Linked DNA regions of Homo sapiens: all the other regions are linked to region 1. The links are chromatin contacts, found by Hi-C or POLR2A ChIA-PET in ENCODE. All regions are on one chromosome and are shown on one strand. Each heading gives the region's core, a stretch centred on a gene start or an enhancer-like site at or near the end of the contact. The rest is flanking DNA. Distances are from core to core; before and after follow the strand shown.

Evidence for each region. Hi-C counts contacts between places; a loop is a spot of excess contacts on that map. ChIA-PET counts read pairs that join two places held with the same protein, here RNA polymerase II (POLR2A). Pooled maps may share reads with other maps.
Region 2: a loop to region 1 is called in a pooled map, with 7 times the contacts of the local background. The contact joins the promoter of ZNF85 here to the promoter of ZNF254 in region 1. A Hi-C loop is called at or near these places in 1 of 50 pooled maps. POLR2A ChIA-PET finds 5 or more read pairs at or near these places in 2 of 52 experiments (CD4-positive, alpha-beta T cell and OCI-LY7).
Region 3: a loop to region 1 is called in a map of chondrocyte, with 8 times the contacts of the local background. The contact joins the promoter of ZNF430 here to the promoter of ZNF254 in region 1. A Hi-C loop is called at or near these places in 1 of 168 maps with a recorded cell type or tissue (chondrocyte) and 4 of 50 pooled maps. POLR2A ChIA-PET finds 5 or more read pairs at or near these places in 1 of 52 experiments (naive thymus-derived CD8-positive, alpha-beta T cell).

The regions. Positions count from the first base shown.
Region 1 is chr19:24,085,540-24,089,461 of GRCh38, forward strand. ZNF254 (zinc finger protein 254) reads left to right here and starts at 1,648. Exons shown (of 4, transcript NM_203282.4): 1 at 1,648-1,798. The coding sequence starts at 1,769. RefSeq lists enhancers at 1,694-1,773, 1,824-1,873, 1,934-2,023.
Region 2 is chr19:20,920,935-20,924,856 of GRCh38, forward strand. It overlaps ZNF85 (zinc finger protein 85), which reads left to right and starts at 2,317. Exons shown (of 4, transcript NM_003429.5): 1 at 2,317-2,469. The coding sequence starts at 2,467.
Region 3 is chr19:21,018,397-21,022,318 of GRCh38, forward strand. It overlaps ZNF430 (zinc finger protein 430), which reads left to right and starts at 2,261. Exons shown (of 5, transcript NM_025189.4): 1 at 2,261-2,407. The coding sequence starts at 2,405. RefSeq lists enhancers at 1,951-2,544, 2,545-3,136.

The DNA of each region.
Region 1 (3,922 bases), core at 398-2,897:
GCAGGTGGATCATTTCGAGCTTAGGAGTTTGAGACCAGCCTGAACAGCAAGGCAAATTCCAGTCCCTACTTAAAATACAGAAATAAACCGGGCATGATGGCTTACACCTGTAGTCCCAGCTACTCCAGAGGCTGAGGCTGGAGAATCGCTTGAACTTGGGAGGCGGAGGTTGCAGTGAGCCAAGATTGCGCCACTGCACTTCAGCCTGGGCGAAAGAGCAAGCCTCTCCTGGAAATAAAAAAACAGTGTATAAACAAAAGCAAAATATGCTTTTGATGAAGAAAGTTAGAAACATTTTGTCTACTTTGAAATTATTTAAAGGTTGTTTCAAATTGAAAATATAAAAATAATGTAGATTAAAATACAACATAAAAATTTAAAAAATGGCCAGGCACGATGGCTCACGCCTGTAATCCCAGTAATTTGGGAGGCTGAGGCGGGTGGATTACCTGAGGCCAAGAGTTCGTGACCAGCCTGGCAACATAGTGAAACCCCGTCTCTACTAAAAATGCAAAAAATTAGCCAGGTTTGGTGATGCACGCCTGTAATCCCAGCTACTCGGGAGGCTGAGGCAGGAGAATCGCTTGAACCCAGGAGGCAGAGGTTGCAGTTAGCCAAGATGGCGCCACTGTACTCCAGCTTGGGCGACAGAGCTAGACTTCGTCTAGACAAAAAATAAAAAATAAAAAAAAGTATAAGAGATCATAAAATATGTATAAAAATCTAGAATGGTCAAAAAGACAAATTTGATGGACTTTATTTTTGTTATTTTATTTTATTTTTTGAGACAAAGTCTCGCTCTGTCGCCCAGGCTAGGGTGCAGTGGCAGGATCTTGACTCACTGCAACCTCAGCCCCCCGGGTTCAAGGAATTCTGCTGCCTCAGCCACCCGAGAAGCTGGGGTTATAGGCGTGCGCCACCATGCCCAGCTAATTTTTTTTTCTTTTATTTTTTTGAGACGGAATTTTACTCTTGTTGTCCAGGCTGGAGTGTAATGACGCGATCCACGCTCACTGCAGCCTCCACCTCCCAGGTTCAAGCAGTTCTCCTGCCTCAGCCTCCCGAGAAGCTGGTATTACAGGCACGTGCCACTACGCCCAGCTAATTTTGTATTTTTAGTAGAGATGAGGTTTCACCATGATAGTCAGGCTGGTCTCCAACACATGACCTAATGTGATCCGCCCGCCTTGGCCATCGAAAGTGCTGGGATTACAGGCGTGAGCCACCGCGCCCAGCTGATGGATTTACTTATAACGGTTTATCAAATTAGCTTTAGTGCTGATAATACATTATTACTAAAGTAAAAGTTGATTTTCTCTTGAACAAAAATTATATGTATTATTAATATACATAAAATATGTTTGTTCACATTTTGAATACATTGAAAAAGAGAGAGAGCAAAAAAGATATAGAATTTTCCCATGCTCTGGGGTGGGCCTGGCTCAGCTCAGGGAGGAAGCCCTGCCCGATAAGGCTGCAGCTTAGGCTGTCACTCTTTCTTCAGCCTAGGGTGTGATCACATCTTCTATCACTCAGGGTCTGAGTAGGCGGGGCCTTAAACGTTATCCAACTAGGGACGTTGGGCTGGGAACTGTCCAATCAGGCACACAGCTGGACTGGACAAAGCGGCTTCCGGGATATGGCGGGGCCTTTGTCTCTCGCTGTCGCCGGAGTCCCAGGTCTGTCTTCACTGCTCTGTGTCCTCTGCTCCTAGAGGCCCAGCCTCTGTGGCGCTGTTACCAGCAGGTATTGGAGATCCACAGCTAAGATGCCAGGACCCCCTAGAAGCCTAGAAATGGTGAGAATGCCAGTCCGACATCCCGAGAGAGGGGAGGGGGCTGGTTGGAACTGGTGGGAAGCGGCTGTGGCGGGACTCAGGCCTCCCCCCAGTCAGCTCCACAATCTGCGCCCAGCTCGACCTCAGTCCCCTTCAGAAATAAGATGGCGGCTGCGCTGACAGCCAGACCCCCAGGAGTCCTGTTTCTTCCCTGCGCAGTGACTGTGCCCTGTCCTGGAGCCCTCTCTGGGCAGCTGTGGACCCGCAGCCCCGCGTCTCTCCCAGATTGTTCAGGGACCCGGGGAGGGTCGTCAGGGGAGAATCCTGACTCGGGTTGCGGGTTCATGAACGGGAAGAGCTTTGGTCTGTGGGGTTCCCAGGCCCTCTTTTTTCCCATTAAAAATTTATGGGCGTCACTGCAAAAATATTAAATACTTTAATAAAAGAATGATTCAAAAATTGTACCACACCCAGCTGTGGTTTGTACTTTTGTGGTCCATGGAAGGGGCCTGAAGAAAAGATTGTTACAAGGTTCATGATAAAGAAAACCAAATTCAATAATTGGCTAGGTACAGCAATCTAGGTTGTCGTTTTTTTTTTTTTTTTTTCTTTTTTTTGAGACAGAGTCTCACTTTTTTGCTCAGGCTGGAGTGCAGTGGTGTGATCTCGACTCACTGCAACCTCCGCCTCTTGGGTTCAAGCGATTCTCCTGCCTCAGCCTCCCTAGTAGCTGGGACTACAGGCGCCCGCCACCACAATTTTTTTATTTTTAGTAGAGACGGGGTTTTACCATGTTGGCCAGGCTGGTCTCCAACTCCTGACCTCAGGTGATCCACCCACCTTGGCCTCCGAAAGTGCTAGGATTACAGGCGTGAGCCACCGTGCCCAGCCTCGTTTCTTAATTTTTACATTTAAGGTGGGAATATCCTGGTTATGTAATCAGAGCTTAATTGTCAGCTTATTCTTGGTTAAGCAAGAATTTTGTTTCCGCTAATGTAGTAATTTACCAAAAAATGCTCTTGAGTTTAGATTTTTTTTTTAGAAGTAGAAATCCGGGGACTAGAGCCACCTCAATCTAATTGCCTGCCACTTAATTATTTTCACACTCCACAGGGGACTGCTTTTTTCCTGAAATTTTCACATGTATCCCAAGCAGGGCCTCAAGTCCACCCCTCATCCCCTATTCCTCCAGCCTAACTCTGGCTTGCAGGAAAATACTAAATTTCCCGTTTTGTCTGACATTCCCAAATGCCAATGTCCCCTCCCTAATTCACTTTATCATCTATTTGTCCTTTAGGGTAGATTTTGATACCTGTTTTAATTTTTATTTATTTATTTATTTTAATTTTTGAGACAGAGGCTTGCTCGGTCACCCCGGATGGAGTGCAGTGGTGCAGTGGTGTGATTTAGGCTCACTGCAACCTCTGCCTTATGGGATCAAATGATTCTCTTGTCTCAGTCGCCCAAGTAGCTGGAATTATAGGCGCCCGCCCCCACGCCTGGCTAATTTTTGTATTTTTAGTAGAGACCGGGCTTCACTATGTTGTCCAGGCTGGTTTCAAACTCCTAGCCTCAAGCGATCCGCCTGCATCAGCCTCCCCAAGAGCTGGTATTACAGACGTGAGCCATCTCGCCTGGCCAATTAATCTTTTTTTTTTTTTTTTTTTTTTTTTTTTTGAGACAGAGTTTCACTCTTGTTGCCCAGGCTGGAGTGCAATGGCACGATCTCGGCTCACCGCAACCTCCGCCTCCCAGGTTTAAGCGATTCTCCTGCCTCAGCCTCCCTAGTAACTGGGATTATAGGCATGTGCCACCATGCCTGGCTAATTTTGTGTTTTTAGTAAAGACAGGGTTTCTCCATGTTGGTCAGGCTGGTCTCAAACTCCCGACCTCGGGTGATACGCCCGCCTTGGCCTCCGAAAGTGCTGGGATTACAGGCGTGAGCCACTGCACCCGGCCAATTAATCATTTTTTGACAAAGCATTTGATGGCACATTTAAAAAGGTTTGTTTTCTTTTTGTAAATATTTCCTATGAGAAGAAAGCAAAGAATAATCTCCTGACACTGTATTGTAAAATATCTCTGCGTTTTTTTTTCTTCTATCTTCCCTAGTCACAGATATCTTATCAGAATGTTTTTGGGTCA
Region 2 (3,922 bases), core at 1,067-3,566, 3.2 Mb before region 1:
CACCCAGCTAATTTTTGTATTTTTAGTAGAGGTGAGGTCTCGCCATGTTGGCCAGACTCGTTTCAAACTTCTGACCTAATGTGATCCACCTGTCTTGGCCTACTAAAGTTCTGGAATTACAGGCATGAGCCAGCATGTCCGGCCTGCTTCTGTTTTTCTTTCAGAATGCTGCCATATTCATGAAAAAAAGCCCATATTAGGCCAGGCACGGTGGCTGGTGCCTGTAATCGCAGCACTTTGGGAGGCCAAGATGGACAGATCAAGAGGTCAGGAGATCGAGAACATCCTGGCTAACACAGTGAAACCCCGTCTCTACTCAAAATACAAAAAAATTAACCGGGTGTGGTGGTGGGCACCTGTAGTCCCAGCTACTCAGGGGGCTGAGGCATGAGAATCACTTGAACCTAGGAGGTGGAGCTTGCAGTGAGCAGAGATCGCACCACTGCACTCCAGCCTGGGCGACAGAACGAGACTCCGTCTCAAAAAAAGAAAAGAAAAAAGCCCATATTAGCCAACTGGAGTATAAGATACTATGAAGAGGAGAAGTAAGGTATCCCTGTTGACAGTCCCAGAAGCAGAAGCTCACCTCTACAAGCACAGCTGCTGCTTTCCTAGTCAATGAGCAGCTCATGATACATGTCTGAAGGAGCTCAGCTGAGAACAGAAGAATGGCCCCACTGAGCCCAGCCTAAATGGCTGAGCATTTCAATTATGAGCAAATCAGTTTTGGATGGTTCATTATGCTGCCATAGTTAACTAATATGTGCACCCAGTGCAGATAGAATGCCAAGATTTAATAACAGGTTGATTACTAGTTACCTTCTAACATTGGGCACCATAAAAGTACTGATATTTTTCCCGATTTAAAGTTAGATGTCTTGTAAGATAATGTTGAGAAATGCAGAAATATGGCCAGGGGTGGTGGCTTATGCCTATAATCCCAGCACTTTAGGAGGCCAAGGCGGTTGGATCACCTAAGGTCAGGAGTTCAAGACCAGCCTGACCAACATGGAGAAATCCCGTCTCTACTAAAAGTACAAAAAATTAGCCGGGCGTGGTAGTGCATGCCTGTAATCCCAGCTACTCGGGAGGCTGAGGTAGGAGAATTGCTTGAACCCAGGAGGCAGAGGTTGCAGTGAGCCAAGACCACACCATTGCGCTTTAGCCTGGGCAACAAGAGTGAAACTCCATCTCAAAAAAAAGAAATGCCGAAATACATGTGGACATGTATGCATGTGATTGTGCTTATATTCACTCAGTTTCCCACACCACAGAAGAAAACAGGTAACCACAGCCTGAACATTAGAGTCGAGGTCAAATAGCAAAATAAGTTTGCCTTTAATCTATTTTCTTCCTATGTAAACATTAAAGGTCAAGACTGTGAACAGATCTGAAGACATAGTTTTTTTTCTCCTGTGGCCCATCATCCTTTGCTCACTGTCTGATCTCTGAAAGAAAGATGGGCAACAGGTGGTAAGCAGTGGTTTACCTGTGATTTATTCCTGCTGCCATCAGCTTTTTCTATAGCCACTATTTGTTTCACCCTCGGAACTGAAAAGAGACGTTGATAAATAGAGGCTGTCCCCTCACCTGTGGCAGAAAAGGGGTGTTCAGGCCCTCCACCCCCACTGACATCACAGCTGTACTTCAATGTGGCAGCTATTGGCCATGTGTGGCTCCTGGGTGCCTGGAATGTGGCTGGTCTGAACTGCGATGTGCTAGAAAGGTAAAATACAGAATTAGTTTCAAAGATTTTGTTTCAAATGTATTTATATTTCATTAATAATTACATATTGCTCACATATTAAAATGAAAATATTTTGAATATATTGGGTTAAATAAATTGCTACAATCAATTCCACTTGTTTCTTCTTTCTTTTTAAAGTTTGGCTACTAGAAAATTTAAAATTCACCTGTGACTCACATTTTATTTCAGAGGATTGCCTGTTCAAAGGACCAGAATACAGGAAGGTCATAAAATCTAAAATTTTAGAACAATTGTTGTTATACTTTGTTCATTTGTGAATAGCCATATAATATATTATTTTTGAATGCATATAAATTGATACACAAGGTAAGGGCAAATACTCTCTGGTGTGAGCCTGGCTCAGCTCAGGAAGGAAGCCCTGTCTGAAAAGGCTGCAGCCTAGGCTGTCACTCGCTCTTCTTTCAGCCCAGCATCTGATCACATCTTCTGTCACTCAGGGCCTGAAAAGAAGGTGCCTTAAATATCATCCAATCAGAGACGCTGGGCTGGGAACCGTCCAATCAGGAACGCAGCTGGTGCGGATAGGGCGGCTTCCGGGATGTGGCGGGGCCTTTGTCTCTCGCTGCAGCCTGAGCTCTAGGTCTTGTTTTCCCTGCTTTGTGTTTTCTGCTCGTGGACGCCCAGCCTCTGTGGCCCTGTGGCCTGCAGGTATTGGGAGATCCACAGCTAAGACGCCGGGACCCCCTGGAAGCCTAGAAATGGTGAGAGTGCCAGGTCCGCCATCCCGAGGGGGAAAGGGGTTGGTTGAAACCGGTGGGAAGCGGCTGTGGCGGGACTCAGGCCTCCCTGTAGTCAGCTCCACAATCTGCGCTCCAGTTCTTTTTGCCCAGCTCGGCCCCAGTTCCTCCAGCCATAAGATGGCGGCTGCGCTGACAGCCGGCCCGGGCGTCCTGTCTCTTCCCTGCGCAGTGACTGTGCCCTGGACTGGAGCCCTCTCTGGGCAGCTCTGCATTCGCAGCACCGCGTCTCTCCCAGATTGAGCAGGGACCACGGGAGGGTTGTCAGGGGAGAATCCTGACTCGGGGTGCGGGTTCATGAAAGAGCTTTGGGCTGTGGGGTTCCCAGTTCCTCTTTTTTTCTGTTAAAAATGTATGGGGGGACGGGCGTGGTGGCTCACGCCTGTAATTTCAGCACTTTGGGAAGCCGAGGCGGGCGGATCATCTGAGGTCAGGAGTTCAAGACCATCCTGGCCAACATGGTGAAACCCCGTCTCAATTTTTAAAAATACAAAAATTAGCCGGGCGTCGTGGCGCGCGCCTGCAATCCCAGCTACTCAGGAGTTTGAGGCAGGAGAATCGCTTGAACCCGGGAGGCGGAGGTTGCAGTGAGCCTACATCGCGCCACTGCACTCCAGCCTGGGCAATAAGAGTGAAACTCCGTCTCAAAAAAAAAAAAAAAAGATGTATAGGAGTCACCGCAAAAATATTAAAGAACTTAAAAAGTGGTTCAAGTATTGTAGAGCACTCAGCTATGGTTTGTAGTTTGTGGTCCATGGGAGGAGCTTGAATAAAAGACTTTTATAAGGTGCATGATAAAAAAATCAAATTAGTAATTGGTTAGGTACAGTTATATAGTCTCTTAATTTGTACGATCGTGTTGGCAATTTTCTGGTTATGTGATCAGAATTTAATTGGCAGTTTATAGTTGGTTAAGCCTGAATTTTGTTTTCCCCGATGTGGTAATTTACTAAAAAATGAAATTTTAGTTAGATTTTTTTAAAAAGGAGGACCCCAGGGACTAGAGCCACCTCAGTCTAATTGCCTGCCACTGAATCATTTTCACAGTCCACAGGGGACTTCTTTTCCCCTGCATTTTTCACATATGTCTCAAGCAGGGTCTCAAGTCTACTTCTTACTCCCTGTTCTTCCAGATTAACTCTGATTTACAGTAAAATACTAAATTTCCAGTGTCATTGACATTCCCAAATGCCACCTTCCCCTCTCTGATACACATTATCAATTATTTGTCCTTTATTGTACATTTTATATTTCAATTAATAATTCTTCCACAAAACATTGGATGGCACTATTTAAAAAATTGTCTTCTGTTTGTAAATATTTCCCATGAGAAGAAAGTGAATAATAATCCCTGACACCATATTGTAAAAAAATCTCTGTGTCTCTTTTCCTTTTATCTTCCCTAGGCACAGAGTTC
Region 3 (3,922 bases), core at 1,011-3,510, 3.1 Mb before region 1:
ATTACTAGTTATGTTCTAACAGTGGGCACCCTATAGGTACTGATTTTTTCCCCTGATTTAAAGTTGGGTGACTTGTAAGAGAATGTTGAGTAATGCAGAAATACAGGTAGACATGTATGCATGTGATTGGTGCTTATACCCACACAGTCCCACACACCACAGGAGAAAACAGGTAACTACAGCCTGACTAGTAGGGCCAAGGCCAATAGCAAAATAAGTTTTGCCTTTAATCTGTTTTCTCCATATCTAAACATTTGAGGTCAAGAGTGTGGACAGATCTGAAGACACAGAGTTTTATTATCCTGTGGCCCCAACATTCTTTCTTCACTGTCTGATCTCTGGAAGAAAAGTGGGCAACAGGTGGCCAGCAGTGGTCTACCTGTGGTTATTTTACTCCTGCTGCCATCTGCTCTTTTTATGGCCACTATCTGTTCCACCCTTAGAACTGAAGAAAGATATTGGTAGGGAGAGACTCTGCCTTCACTTCTGGCAGAAAAGGGATGTTCAGTTCATTCACCCCCCTGACATCAGAGCTGAACTTCAATGTGGCAGCTATTGGCCACGTGTGCCTCCTGAGTGACTGGAATGTGGCTGGTCTGAACTGCGATGTGCTAGAAAGGTAAAATACAGAGTTAGTTTCAAAGATTTAGTTTCAAATGTTTATATACATTATTAATAATTACACATTCCTCACACATTAAAATGATAATATTATGGACATATTGGGTTAAATTGTTACAATCAATTCAACCTGTTCCTTGTTTCTTTTTCAAGTTTGTCTACTAGAAAATTTAAGATTCACATGTGGCTCACATTTTATTTCAGAAGATTACCATCTTTTTAAAATCTGAGGCTGCCTCCTTTAGCCGGGAAGGTCATAAAATCTGAAATTTTAAAATAATTATTGTTACATTCTTTTCATTTTTGAATAGCCACTATATATATATAAATATAAATATATATAAAAATATATAAAAATAAAAATATAAATATATATAAAAACATAAATATATATAAATATAAATATGTATAATATATAAATATATAAAAATATATAAAAATATAAATATAAAAAATATATATAAATATAAATATATAAATATAAATATAAATATATATAAATATATACATATAAATATATAAATATAAATATATAAATATATAAATATAAATATATATAAATATATAAATATATATATATAAATATATAAATATATAAATATATATATATAAATATATAAATATTTATATATAAATATATATAAATATATAAATATATATAAATATATAAATATATATAAATATATATAAATATATAAATATATATAAGTATATAAATATAAATATATATAAATATATAAATATATATATAAATATATATAAATATATAAATATATATAATTATATAAATATAAATATATATAAATATATATAAATGTATATAAATACATAAATAAATATATAAATATATATAAATATATATATAAATAAATATATACAAATATATATAAATAAATATATATAAATATATATAAATAAATATATATAAATATATATAAATAAATATATAAATATATAAATATATAAATAAATACATATATAAATATATAAAATATATATAAATAAATATATAAAAATATATATAAATAAATATATATAAATAAATATATATATATATATATATATATATATTTTAGACAGAGTTGTGCTCTTGTTGCCCAGGCTGGAGTGCAATGGCACAATCTCGGCTCACCGCAACCTCCGCCTCCCAGGTTCAAGCGGTTCTCCTGCCTCAGCCTCCCGAGTACCTGGGATAACACACATGGGCCACCACAACCCGCTAATTTTATATTTTTTATAAAGACTGGGTTTCTCCATGTTGGTCAGGCTGGTCTCTAACTCCCGACCTCAGGTCATCTGCCCGCTTCAGCCTTCCAAAATGTTGGGATTACGGGCGTGAGCCACCGTGACCGGCCCCATATATTATTTATAAATGCATATGACCTTACACACAAGGTTAAATGCAAATAACCTCTGGGGTGGGCCTGGCTCAGCTCAGGGAGGAAGCCCTGTCAGAGAAGGATGCAGCCCAAGCTGTCACTCTTCTTTCAGCCCCGCATCTCATCACATCTTCCGTCAATCATGGCCTGAGGGGGCGGGGATTTAAATGTTATCCAATCAGAGACGCTAGGCAGGGAACCGTCCAATCAGGCACGCAGGTGAAGCGGACAGGGCGGCTTCCGGGTTTGGCGGGGCCTTTGTCCCTCGCTGTGGCCTGAGCTCCAGGTCTCGTCTTCAGCGCTCTGTGTCCTCTGCTCCTAGAGGTCCAGGCTCTGTGGCCCTGTGACCCGCAGGTATTGGGAGATCTACAGCTAAGACGCCAGGAACCCCTGGAAGCCTAGAAATGGTGAGAGTGCCGGGTCCGACATCCCCAGAGAGGGGAGGGGCTGGTTGTAATGGGTGGGAAGTGGCTGTGGCGGGACTCAGGCCTCCCGGCAGTCAGCTGCACAATCTGCGCCCCGAGTTCTTGCCCAGCTGGGCCTCAGTCCCCATCAGCCTTAAGATGGCGGCTGCGCTGACAGGCGGGCCCCAGCACGTCCCGTCTCTTCCTTGCGCAGTGACTGTGCCCTGGCCTGGAGCCCTCTCTGGGCAGCTCTGCATCCGCAGCGCCGCGTCTCTCCCAGACTGTGCAGGGACCACGGGAGGATCGTCACGGGAGAATCGTCACGGGAGAATCCTGACTTGGGGTGCGAGTTCATGAATGGGAAGAACTTTGGTCCTGGGTTCCTAGTTCCTCTTTTCTCCTATTAAAAATGTACAGACCGGGAGGGGTGGCTCACGTCTGTAATCCCAGTACTTTGGGAGGCCGAGGCGGGCGCATCACTAAGTCAGGAGAGTTCAAGACCAGCCTGGCCAGCATAGTGAAACCCCGTCTTTACTAAAAATACAAAAATTTGCCGGGCATGGTGGTACACGCCTGTAGTCCCAGCTACTTGGGAGACTGAGGCAGGAGAATCACTTGAACCTGGGAGGTGGAGATTGCAGTGAGCCGAGATAGCGCCACTGCACTACAGCCTGTGTAACAGAGCAAGACTCCGTCTCGGAAAAAAAAAATGTACAGAAGTCACCACAAAAATATTAAAGAAATTAATCAAAGAGTGATTAAAAAACTGTTGAGCACCCAGCTGTGGTTTGTAATTTGTTGTTCATGGCGGGGCTTGAAGGAAAGACTTTTATAAGGTGCATGATGAAGAAAGCCAAATTCAGTAATTGGTTAGGTACCGTTATGTAGTTTCTTAGTTTGTACAATAAAGGTGAAAATTTTCTGGTTGTGTAATCAGACCTTAATTGGCAGTATACAGTTGATTAAGCCTGAATTTTGTGTCTTTCAATGTAGTAATTTTCAAAACGATGCGCCTGAGTTAGATTTTTTTTTTTTTTTTTTTTTTTTTTTTTTGAGATGGAGTCTCGCTCTTGTCGCCCAGGCTGGAGTGCAGTGGCACAATCTCGGCTCACTACAACTTCTGCCGCTGCCTGTGTTCAAGCTTCTCCTGCCTCAGCCTTTTGAGTAGCTGGAATTACAAGCGCCTGCCACCCTGCCCAGCTAATTTTTGTACTTTTAGTAGAGACGGGGTTTCACCATGTTGGCCTGGCTGGCCTCGAACTCTTGACCTCAGGTGATCCGCCTGCCTTGGCCTCCCAAAATGCTGGGATTACAGGCGTGAGCTATCACGCCCAGCCACGTTAGATCTTTTTAAAAGTAGGAACCCAGGGTCTAGAGACACCTCAGTCTAATTGCCTGCCACTCAATTATTTTCACACTCCACGGGGAACTGATTTTCTGCTGCATTTTTCACCTGTGTCCCAAGCAGGGTCTTAAGTCTAACCCCCGTCCCCCATTTCTCCAGCCTCACTCTGGCTT